Linked DNA regions of Mus musculus: region 2 is linked to region 1. A link is a contact called in ENCODE Hi-C or POLR2A ChIA-PET data. All regions are on one chromosome and are shown on one strand. The core of a region is the stretch at or near the end of the contact, and the rest is flanking DNA. Distances in the headings are between cores, read along the strand shown.

What was found. A loop is a pair of places that touch in the nucleus more often than their neighbours do. ChIA-PET counts read pairs that join two places held with the same protein, here RNA polymerase II (POLR2A).
Region 2: a loop to region 1 is called in a map of heart, with 9 times the contacts of the local background. The contact joins the promoter of Alg5 here to the promoter of Supt20 in region 1. A Hi-C loop is called at or near these places in 11 of 37 maps with a recorded cell type or tissue (T-helper 17 cell, gastrocnemius, heart and 3 more). POLR2A ChIA-PET finds 5 or more read pairs at or near these places in 4 of 5 experiments (Patski and embryonic stem cell).

Annotation. Positions count from the first base shown.
Region 1 is chr3:54,691,533-54,697,153 of GRCm38, forward strand. Supt20 (SPT20 SAGA complex component) reads left to right here and starts at 3,591. Exons shown (of 25, transcript NM_001358015.1): 1 at 3,591-3,675; 2 at 4,952-4,987; 3 at 5,419-5,477. The coding sequence starts at 3,673.
Region 2 is chr3:54,732,511-54,738,131 of GRCm38, forward strand. It overlaps Alg5 (asparagine-linked glycosylation 5 (dolichyl-phosphate beta-glucosyltransferase)), which reads left to right and starts at 3,029. Exons shown (of 10, transcript NM_025442.3): 1 at 3,029-3,139. The coding sequence starts at 3,074. Exosc8 (exosome component 8) reads right to left here and starts at 2,854. Exons shown (of 11, transcript NM_027148.3): 1 at 2,498-2,854; 2 at 1,786-1,822; 3 at 1,593-1,656; 4 at 1,148-1,221; 5 at 190-235. The coding sequence starts at 2,514.

The sequences.
Region 1 (5,621 bases), core at 2,341-4,840:
GTTATCTGTTGTACTCTCACGACTTCTGTTTCAGATCTAGGCTGTTTTGATTTCTGACACAAGACCAATGCTCACCTAGAGTCAGTGACAAAGTCCAGTGGAGACAGAATTGTCTTCATGAATGGCTTTTTTGTTGGTTTGTTTGAGGCAGTGTCTTGCTCTGTAAGTCCAGCCTGTAAGTCACTGTGTAACATACAAACCTTAGATTTGTGTCTCTCCTGAATGCTGGGATTACAGGCATGAACCACCATGACAGCCAAGGGCTGGCTTTGAATAAAACTCTTCTACGAATTCTGCTGAGACAAACATTTGACTCCAGTAGTGCTAAGACTCAAATACTTGTACAGGAGTGTTTCCAGCAGTTCTAACACAACAGTATGAAGGCAGAAAATGGCCCATCAATTTAAAAAAATCCTCAAAGCCGGGCAGTGGTGGCACATGCCTTTAATCCCAGTTTGGGAGGAAGAGGCAGAGGCAGGCGGATTTCTGAGTTCAAGGCCAGCCTGGTCTACAGAGTGAGTTCCAGGACAGCCAGGGTTACACAGAGAAACCCTGTCTCGGGAAAAAAAAAAAAAAATCCTCAACCATTCAACGTGCTTTGAAGTGCGGAATTACCACCAAATATGATCGATCGTGCCTCTCCTAGATTTTTAGAACTCAACACTGAGGTGGTTAAAACAAAACTGAATCGGTGTTGGGGGACAGATTGCCTGATAAAGACACTTGCGGCCAACCCTGACTTTCTGAGCCTGAACCCCAGGATCGAGAAGAGGAAAACGGAATCCCACAAGTTGTCTGTCCTGTGACCTCCAAATGTGCCGCATGCATATATGCACGAAATAGGTGTAAAAGGGACTTAAGGACTTCGCCGGCTCCTGACATACCACAAGCAAGCTTTAAGCTCTGCACTCACTAACTTTGATAAAGATGTTTCACAAAGTTTGGAAGTTCAACCGCTTCCAGCCCTACGAAAGTTAACGCTCATGCTCTCCCGCGCCACGCAAACCGGCCGGACAACTTGCTCCAGCCTTCTGCGCACACCTAAAGCTACTCTAAAGCCCTAGAAAGCCAGGGTTCCTCGGCTGCGCTAGTAGCGCCTTCCAAAATGTCCAGCCACCGCCCCGCTTCCAACCCCGCCCACAGCCCCGCCCAGTCCGCCAATCAGAAGAGCGGCCGCCGGAACTCGCTGTTGGAGCTGTAAGTGAGCGTTGTGTCGGGCCTTGTACGACCTCAAGGCCCGCCCCTTCCACTAGCAACGCACCAATCGGAAGCGCGGCCGCAGGAAGTGGCGGTTGGAGGTGTGGGTGGGCGTTACAGCAGGCCTTAGGTGAGTTCTGCGGCCGGAGGTGGTGGGTGACTTAGGTGGGCTGGCCGGCGGGCTAGCGGGTGTCGGTCTAGTGTCGTGGAGCGGCCGGGATCTGAAGTGACGGGAGGAGGTCGATCCGCGTTTCGGAGATTCCGGGGTTGGGCGGGCACCTCGGCGGCCATTCTGCGTGAACGCCCCTCCGCACTCCGCGGCGCCGCTCGCCTGCACTTTTGCTAATAGCTTGTTCTTTGGGCTCTGCTACAGGTATTTCTGGAAAATCGCTGCAAGGTTGGCAGAATGCTTCTTCAGGGCGGAGTGCGGTGTGACTGTTGAGTAGAGGTTGCTTCTCTGTGGAGTTGGCGTTCTGAGGGTAAAGCCTGGGTTAAAAAAAAAAAATCTGCAGTTGGGACCCAAGTTCACCAGGGAAATTAGTTTAGCTGATGTCTACTCTGGGAGCCATCTTTTATCGCCATCAGAGTACCTAGTTAGGACGCCAAGTGCAAAAGCGATGTGCATAGACTGGAGACAGATTATGATTGATATAAACTTAACATCAAAATTAAGAAAAAAAATAGGTGAGTGCTCTCATCAAGTCAGTTCGTAAGGCTTTGCTTAAGGAAAAAAAATGGGTGCAGGTTTGAGTAGGCTGAAGGTTGGAATAATAGAACCTCAGGTTATAAATTGAGAAGGGACAGAATGTGATAAGACTGTGATAATAGGTGAGTCGTTTGCATTGAATTCTTTGTAAACTTGAGATGTCAATAAGTTTATAATGGGTTCGTTTATAATAGTTTCCACATGGGTTCTTGGTTCTTATATGTACAAGCAGAGTATAAGAGATAACACAAAGTTTGTTCTTTTACGCAATAAAGTAGTATAGTATCCCTTCTAATTTAGTAAAAAGTAACTGTAATTTGAGTTACCACATTGGATTTGTGAGTCTTGTTATTTAGGTTTAGTGGTCAAAAAAAATCACCTAAATTTTGCTTATACTTCCTCTAGTAACTCAAAGACAGGAATAATATTCTTAAAAAGATACGTTTTTTTTTGGGGGGGGGGTCTGGGGGACTTTTGGGATAGCATTTGAAATGTAAATGAAGAAAATACCTAATTAAAAAAATAAATTTAAAAAAGTTTAAAAAAAAGATGTTTTTGGCTTGGCTTTTAAAAACTAGTACTGGACTGGAGAGATGGCTCAGTGATTAAGAGCACTGACTACTCTTCCAGACATCCTGAGTTCAAATCCCAGCAACCACATGGTGGCTCACAACCACCCATAATGAGATCTGATGCCCTCTTCTGGTGTGTCTGAAGACAGCTACAGTATACTTATATATAATAAATAAATAAATAAATAAAATCTTTTAAAAAAACCTACAGCTACAGTGTACTTATAATAAATAAATAATAAGTAAATAAATAAAATCTTTTTAAAAAACCTAATACTATCAGATAATATTTCTTTAGCCTGTACTGGCTTAAGGAGGTCCTTCCCTCCGAAAAAGTTTTGTATAGGAAATCTGGTTTTCTGTCACTAGAATTTGTACTTTAACAGAGTTGTGTAGTTTCTGTGGCAGTAAGTGCAAATTGATAGGTGAAAAATTGTAAAACAACTTAGTGTCTTCAGAGCAGAGGGTATCATCTTTGGTAGGCAGGAAGGGTTAGAACAGTGGGCTTCCACGGTGGTGTTTCCTTATTTCTGGGTCCCCCACTCTACTCTAGACTTTGACCAGAATCCAGATACTGGGACATGGGCATCCATCCTAAAGCTGGGTAGGTCACTTGGTTTGTAAGGCAGGATGAGACCCCCTGCATTATGGGAAAGATTTTTCAAAGATGTTTCTCCTTTTTTTAAGTAAAAGTATTAGAGAAGTCTGGAAATGTAGCCTGGGGCACTTGGGGGAATAGGAGTTTTCTGGTTTTGCCATCAGTGTGATTAAAAACTGAATTTGAAAGTGACCCCACATAGCTGTCAAAGCCAGTGGTCAGGTTGTAGAATCTGCAGGGAAGGCAGTTTAAAAGTGTTGTTGTAAAAGCCAGTGTTTTCTCAGTGTTGTATTACTTTGGCCTGTGTGAGGTAGTGGTTTGAATTCTCTGACTTTTTTGCCCTACTCCATGAGAGCTGTTTTTCATCTGTTTGTAGGTGGGTTTAATACATTCTCTGGTAGAAGTTTGTTTTAAAGATATGTTAGGAACGTATGTGCCTTGAGTACTTTTCCTGATAATGACAGTCTTTCTTTTTTGCAGTCTTATGCTAACAGTTCCTATTTGTTTTTTCCTGCAGTATAGAAGAAGACATGGTTTCCACCCCACTTCCACAGCACGTCTAAGTTTTATCTTTTTTGGGGTCCTTATCTGTTGCCACAATGGTAAGCTGTGAATATAGCGTGTTAAAATGTGTATCCTATACTATTCTCTTCCTTTAGCTCCATAAAAATATTGTGAATAGAAAGACTCAGATAACTTAGTAGTCATGCCTAACTTTTTTCTAGAAAATGTCTAACTCATATCTTGTCAATTCAGTGGTAGGACATTTAAGTTAGACAAATCCTTCATGTATTAAAAGTCAACTCTGCTTTGCCATTTTTCTGAGTCTTTGATAAGGAGGTTGATATAAATGAAGCTTATTTTGGGGGAGGCCCTCATAATTTAAGTTTCTTCTTCCATCTTTTTTGTCTATGTTTGTTCTGTGCATGTGGCCTATATGTTTGGTAAAGAAGTGATCGCAATGTCGATGTTCCTCCTTTATCCCTGTCCCCCTTTTATTTTGAGACAGTCCATTAGGCCTAGAACTTGCTGAGTAGGCCAGGCTGGCCCCTGAGGTATACGTCCCCCTTATTGGGATCCCTGCTTGTGCCCCACTGTCTTGCTTTCTTGTACAGATTCTGGAGTTTGAACTCAGTTATTCATGATTGTGTGGCAGTCACGTGGACTGAACTATTTCCCCAAACTCCTTCACCTGGGTGCTTTAAAATTAATAAATGTAGGCAGGTTTAGTTTGACACAGATGTAATTCCAGTACTTGGGACACTCAGGTCAAAGGATCCCCAAGAGTTGAAGGCCAGCTTAGGCTAGAAAGAGAGCTCCAGCCAGCATAGGCTACAGAGTTTCTAAACCCTGCCTCTTCTTCCCCCATCCCCCATCCCATCCTCACTTTTGTGCAGATATACCTGCAGTGGAGCCCAGAGGACAAGCTGTTACTACAGTTGAGAGGCAGGTGGGGTGGGGTGGGGTGGGGTTAGAGACAGGCTGTAGAGGACGTGTGTCGTCATCTTCCTGCTCTGTAGGACTTGCCTATTTACTTCTACTTGGTTAGAAATAATGGGAGTTGTCCCTGTGGGATTCTTGCCTTTCATGTATACGTATTAAATGGTATACCTAAGTGCTTGAAGGGAGTAGTGAACACTCAATACGAGCATGTCTAGCTTCCAGGTCCTGACTGCAGTGCCATTTTAGCATTTGTTATGATCAAGTGCCCAGCCATTAAAAAAAAAAAAAACCTTAGTAACGCATTGGAGGATAGAGGAGAGGAAAAACACATTGCTCTTTTTTCAGAAAATGAAACAAACACTTAATAACGAGTGTCAAGTGTTATTTTTTCTGAAAATAATTAATATTGCCAAATCTGCTATTTGCTTTTTCCAGCAACAAGCTGTAGAACAAGCTTTGGATTGCGCAGAGGTGAGCCCTACTGATTAAATGTTGAAATACTGGGGTTTGTAACTGACAGAAAGTCCTTAATAGGACATTTTGATAACCCTCAAGAGAACAGTATTTTAAACCAGACCACAGAATTTGTAAAGTTGTTTTTCTATCTTGATGAGTTTCTCTAAAATACCTTAAAATATGGGTCACTGCACTCAAATGTGTAATTTTAAAATAAATTTAAAACTTTTAGAATATATTTGTCCTGTGGAATTGCATTTTATGGTACTAAAACACTGGGCTGGGTCTTGGGCTCTATGGCCTGTGTACAAGCGTGAGCTCAGGCTTGTCAGAGCCTAGGAGACTGAGTGGGCTGCTCTCACTGTCCTGCTGCGGGCTTGCAGCTCGCTTGCACTCACTCGTAGGAAAGCGGAAGGCAAGCCCTTTGACCAACTTCTCTGTTTCAGTACATCGTGGAAAGTGCTCAGCAGAGACCTCCTAAAAGGAAATACCTGTCTAGTGGAAGGTATGACTGCTTAATCGGTAACGCCCAAGTCAGTGAAATAGGATAACTACCACTTACTGTAGACATTGAAATGTTGTCAGTTCTTTGTATGGGCAGGTTGAGCATCCTTGATACTCCACAATATGCAGCTTAGGAATCTTGATG
Region 2 (5,621 bases), core at 1,779-4,278, 40 kb after region 1:
AAACTGAAGTTCTTGGGATTTCCCCTCTCCGTTATCTTCTGATAAGCAGAAAGCTTTGTGGGGTTGGAGCTGGGGAGTCGTTATTCTATTTTTGAACATTGGGAATTGCTATCCACCTCAATTACCTCACTGCCAGAGGTATCTCTCAACTTACTTATAATTCATTAAAATTATGAGCATTTAACTCACCGACATATCCTCTATCGGGGGCATCTACTGGTGGTGCTGCAAATTCCTACAAAAGCAAACAATGTATTCCAGTGAGAAAAGCCACGCAACACGATGACATTCTAGTCATCCACAGAGGCCGTGCCAGAGACCATTTCAGCCAATTAACCCATGTTAAGGATGCTGGCACTGCCTTCCTAGTGACTCCCAGGGAGGTTAAAGGGCAGTGTAATCAAACTGTGCTGCTCATCCATGAGGACCAGTGGGATTATGCCCACCCTATGACTTGTTCAGCAGCCAAATCTGAATTTAATCCCCAAGCGACACTGACATGACCAGGCTGGGGAGCCAGTAGTGGCTAGAAGCGAGGTATATAGCAATAAGAGCCCAGTGCAGCTATAGATCCACACAAGAGACTGCAAGAGCTGGGGAAAGTTACTTATCTCTCAAGTTCCTCTGCTGACACAGGGACAGATAAACAGTACCTGCCTACTCCTGAGGGCCCAAGTGAGACAGTGCCACTAAGTCCCAGGTATAATCCTGGCAAGCAGTATGTGGTCTGACAGTTATTACTTCAGCTTGACCACAGACCTAAACGAGGAAAGCTGCTCAGTGAAACGTGAGAAAGCACAGGTTCTGTCAGTAGACTCTGCCTACCTTCTACTTACAGAGATTGGTAACAGTAGAGCATCTAAAAAGCTCAGCAGACAGTTACTATTCCTACGACGAACAAAAGCTATCGATGGCTAAAGGTGTCACTGTAACAGTCGATTTCAAAACCGATATTGCTGAAACCCTAACGTGTGACGTGCTGAGGACTCACCTTGTAAAGCGTTAATGATGCTCACATGTAAAAAACAAAAAAACAAAAACCAACCTTGGGGAATATCATTCCAAATACCAGCCCCTGATCAAGTACAACCTCATAAGCATGCAGTTAACTTGGAATTCAGACATTACAGGCATACAGGAAACCTACTGCTTTAACGCCACAAATGACCGTGGTATTCCCCAGCTTCACGAGAGCAGAGCCATCCGCTGTACTGATTGAACCTGGAAAGGTAAACTTGGTATTCATAAAAAATTTTAAAAAGAAAAAAAAAAAGAAAATAACCACAAAGTTTCCTACAAAGTAGTTTAAATCTTTTTGTTTGCCTCTGAAACTCCCCCCACCCCCACCCACCCACCCCCTGAAACTTTTGACCGGTTCAGGTCAGTGACTTGAAAATGATATTACTACTTAACGTTTTTTCATCTTTTTCTTCGGTCTCCCAATTTGAACTAAAGTTTAGATCAACTACAAGGTTGGTGTGATGATAAAAATCTCTTAACATCACCCGATTGCGTTAGACATAGTAGAGCTGGCTGAAAAACTACGTGACACCAAGGATGTCCCACCCAACTAAAAGGAAGTTTATCTTCACCTATGTTGACAGTTGTGGCTCTGAATTCACCAAGTTCTCTTCCATCAGGACGGCAGTTTTCCTTCTAAATGTTTATAAGGAAACGGGTCATAGATGTATTTCGGGTACGCAGCATTAAGCCTCATTCATTTAAATGAACCGAAGCTTGGTGTTTTTACCCACAGCTCTAACGTACAAAACCACCTTCACTCACCAGAAATCTCCTGTAATACTCCAGCGGCTCCACAGTTCTGAAACAATGTTTAAAACGTGTCTCAGTCAGTGCGTCCTAAAGCAGAAACCCAGAACTTGAGAGTGTGGTGTCTGAGGCGTGATCTCGACAGGCTCAGGCGTTTGAAACTGTGTGGCCCGTATTTATAAAAGCCACACAGCAGCAACCGGTTTCCAGCGGTGACCTTAACTGTGCCATAGTCAGGAGGAACAGAGGCCCTTGGCACACCCAGAAGAGGGTCAACCTGGGTGTCAGTCACATCACTCGTGCTCTGAAGCAGGGACCTTAGCGTGACTTCGCGCCGTTATAAACCACACTCGCCAGCATCCACAACTTTACCACGGAAGAGTGTATTGTACATACGTTTGGCCTCCTCGCCGACCCGCGGCCACAAGTGACTGCAGGTAGGTACGGTGCACGCACCGCAGACGCGAGTTTGCAGGCTGCACGCGTGGGCGGCTCCGGGTTTAACCAGAGCGCGCCCAACGCTTTCCCAGTCCCTTCCGAGGGCGGCCCTGCGTGGAGAGCGGCGTGGCCCTCGGCTAAGAGGTCCGGGCCGTCCTGGATGCAGTGTCCCTCAGCGCCTCGAGTGGGCAGAGCCCTCCCGCGGCCCCGCGAGTCCTCGGGGGGGCCCCCACCCGCCGCCGCGCGCCACACCCGCACCCGGGCCCTCTTTGCGCGCGCCGCCACTCACTTGAACCCAGCCGCCATTTTTCCGGCCCGCTCTGCGCCTGCGCAGCCCTCCGCGCCTGCGCCCTCCGGTCGCCAGGCGTGCCTCCAGCCCAGGGCACTCGGAGGGATCCTGGGTTAGGGAAGTGCAGCTACCGTGTTCCTGCGCCCGAGGCATTAACGCCAGCTCCGGCCACCCCGAGCGTCCCGCTAGTCGCCAATCTCGCGGGGTCCCACGGGCCCGCGCGCTTGTGCACGAACACACTCCCACACACACGCAGGCGCACGAGATGAAAAGGGGGTGACCCTAAAACCCTCCACGGCGCCGGGCATCCTTAGATGGCTGCTCTGCACGGCGCGAGGGGTGAAGCCAGTGCACAGGTCCAGGGCTTTGACTTGCCGCACTCGGTGACCGGCCTGCAGTCCTCGGCGGAGCCGCGCGGGGGCGCTGCGGGGAGGCCTCGGCTTTCCTGCCGTGGCGGGGCACGGCCAGGCGGGGGCGCTGCGGGCGGCGGGCGAGGGCTAGGCCGGCCTCTCCTGCGGGGCCGGCTGGGGCGGGGCGCGGCGCCGCACCGCGCTTCCGCAAGTGTGGAGCTGCGGGATGGCTACGCTGCTACTGCAGCTGCTGGGGCTCGGCGTGGCGCTGGCGGCTGCCGCGCTCATTCTGGTGAGACCGTGGTGGAGTCCGGTGCTCCGGGTGTCCCTTCCGCGCTTCCCTCGCGTGCTTGGCTCCCTTGGCCTCAGATTCCCTGAAATCCTTTGAACCTTTGTTCCCCTTTGGAACCCTATTTGAGTGCCCAGAGCCTCCGCCCAGCTTTTCGGGGCTCCTGCTTCTGAACCCCCGCCTGTCACCCCTCCACGCCACTCCCCAGTCTTCTTCCTGGGGCTCCCATATGCACTGCAGCTGGAAAGAGCGGCCGATCCATAAGGCTAGGGACGATGGGTCAGCAAAAGATAGGCCCAGACGGCGTTCTATTCATTTTGGCCAGGGGTCTTTTTGTTTTGTTTTGGGTTTTTTTGCTTGAGAATCAGGCACCTTAGCGTTTTCTTTGCCATTCCTGTAGAAACGTGGCAGACCCCTTCTGATTATGTAGAAGAGGACATATTTGCCAACTAAACTCTGCCACATAGTTTGAAAAGGAGCCTGTAACTCATTCAGAAAGCAGATTCTGAAAAGCTTGCCTGTATTGAGACAGGTGGCCAGAAAGGCCTCTGCCACCTAGCCAATGTACATGTGCACATGCACAGTCTTGGAGTGGTGTAGCCAGATGACTGTCGCTGTGTGTCCGGTGAAGCCAGGCGCCCTCTCTCACTAAAATGCCTTCTTTAAAGGCTTGGAACAAATCTGAACTTTGTTGGCCACGTTCCGGGTTGTGGCCACTTTACTTTGAATCCTTTATACAGACTTAGCTGACTGTGTGTGCACGATGAGGCTGTGTGGACTGTACTAGATCCCACTGGCTTGAACGAGTAGAGGTACCCTTTATTTTACTGCAAGCATGTTGCACTTGGTGTGCAGTGCGTTGCATCTTGAAGCCTACTTTCCATCTGCCTGTTGGCATTCTTTCTCTCCGCCCACTTTTTTTTTTTTTTTTTTTTTTTTTTTTTGAGACAGGGTTTCTCTGTATAACTCTGGCTATCCTGGAACTCACTTTGTAGACCAGGCTGGCCTCGAACTCAGAAATCCGCCTGCCTCCCGAGTGCTGGGATTAAAGGCGTGCGCCACCATGCTCGGCCTCCGCCCACTTTTGAAAATAAATTTAAAACAATTCCAAATAACATTTCATCTCTAAATCATCTGCATTTATTTCTATAAGGACTTCCTTCTAAAACTTTACTGTAATAAGTTAATTCCAACCGTCTTTAAAACCTGTTATTTCTGTGTTTCCAAATACCCTGTCAATTTAAATACTCGGAGTTTGCCAGTATGGAGTTTGCCAGTGTGGATTTTTTTTTTGGTTTTGGTTTTGGTTTTTTTTCGAGATAGGGTTTCTCTGTGTAGCCCTGGCTGTCCTGGAACTCACTCTGTAGACCAAGCTGGCCTCGAACTCAGAAATTTGCCTGCCTCTGCCTTCCAAGTGCTGGGATTAAAGGTGCACACCACCACACCTGGCGCCAGTATGGATTTCACAGACGCCTTCCTAAGCATCTTTAACTTGCCCTCCACATTTCTTGTAGGATCTTGAGATTTAATTAAGTTCACGTGTGTCTTTTTGATGGGCTTTGGAGTGTTTTGTTTTGTTTTTTTTTAAATGAAAAGTCCTCAGGTACCCAATCACCAGAAACACTTTCACATATGAAAGCACACATTTTTTAAAAATGATGAGATGTTTCCCCTGACATCTTAAGAGGGTGGCCAGTTTTACTTTTGCGTTATTACAGACGTAAATTTTTCTGTCTTCATTCAGTGTAGTGATTATTCTTTCGATGCTGAAGTTTCTTTTTCACAGGTCTGAGAAATGCCTTCAAGTGACTCACCTACTTGTCCTCAAGTGACCCCCTGTACCTGTTCCCTTTCATGCAGCCCTCGTGGGTACAGATGGAATTTGCTTTCTCTATGATATGCTGTGTTAATAATACACCTTCCCACCCCAGACCTGGATTAATAGTTTTCTTAGGAGAATCGATTGCTCTTTGGAAAACTGAATTCAGAAGTCACAATCTGGACAGTAGAGCACGCCGCCATACTGTGTTTTTATTTTTATTATTTTTAAGTGTGTATGTGTGTATGCGTAAGTTTAGAAGCCAGAGAGACTTTGGGTTCCCTGGAGCTGTACTTTCAAGCAGTCAGTTGAGAGCCGCTACATTGGGTGCAGGGAACTGAACTGGGTCCTCTGCGAGAGCAGCCGGTGCTCTCAACCACTGAGCCCTCGTCTTAATTTCCATTGTGGCTGCTCCCCCGTACACACATGGTGGGGTACTAGAGAGAGTCATCAAAGCAGGATGAGTACAATTGCATACATGGGGAGCTTTGGTTTTAAAGTTCACCACTGAAAACAGTGATATAAATTAAGGGTCATTTCCCAAGCACATGGAAAAGGCACCCAGGTGTTTGTTTCTTAGTATTTATTTTTATTTTCTGTACATGAGTGCTTTGTGGGAATGTGTGTAGGTATGTGCAATGTGTGCATGCCTCAAGTCCCCAGAGG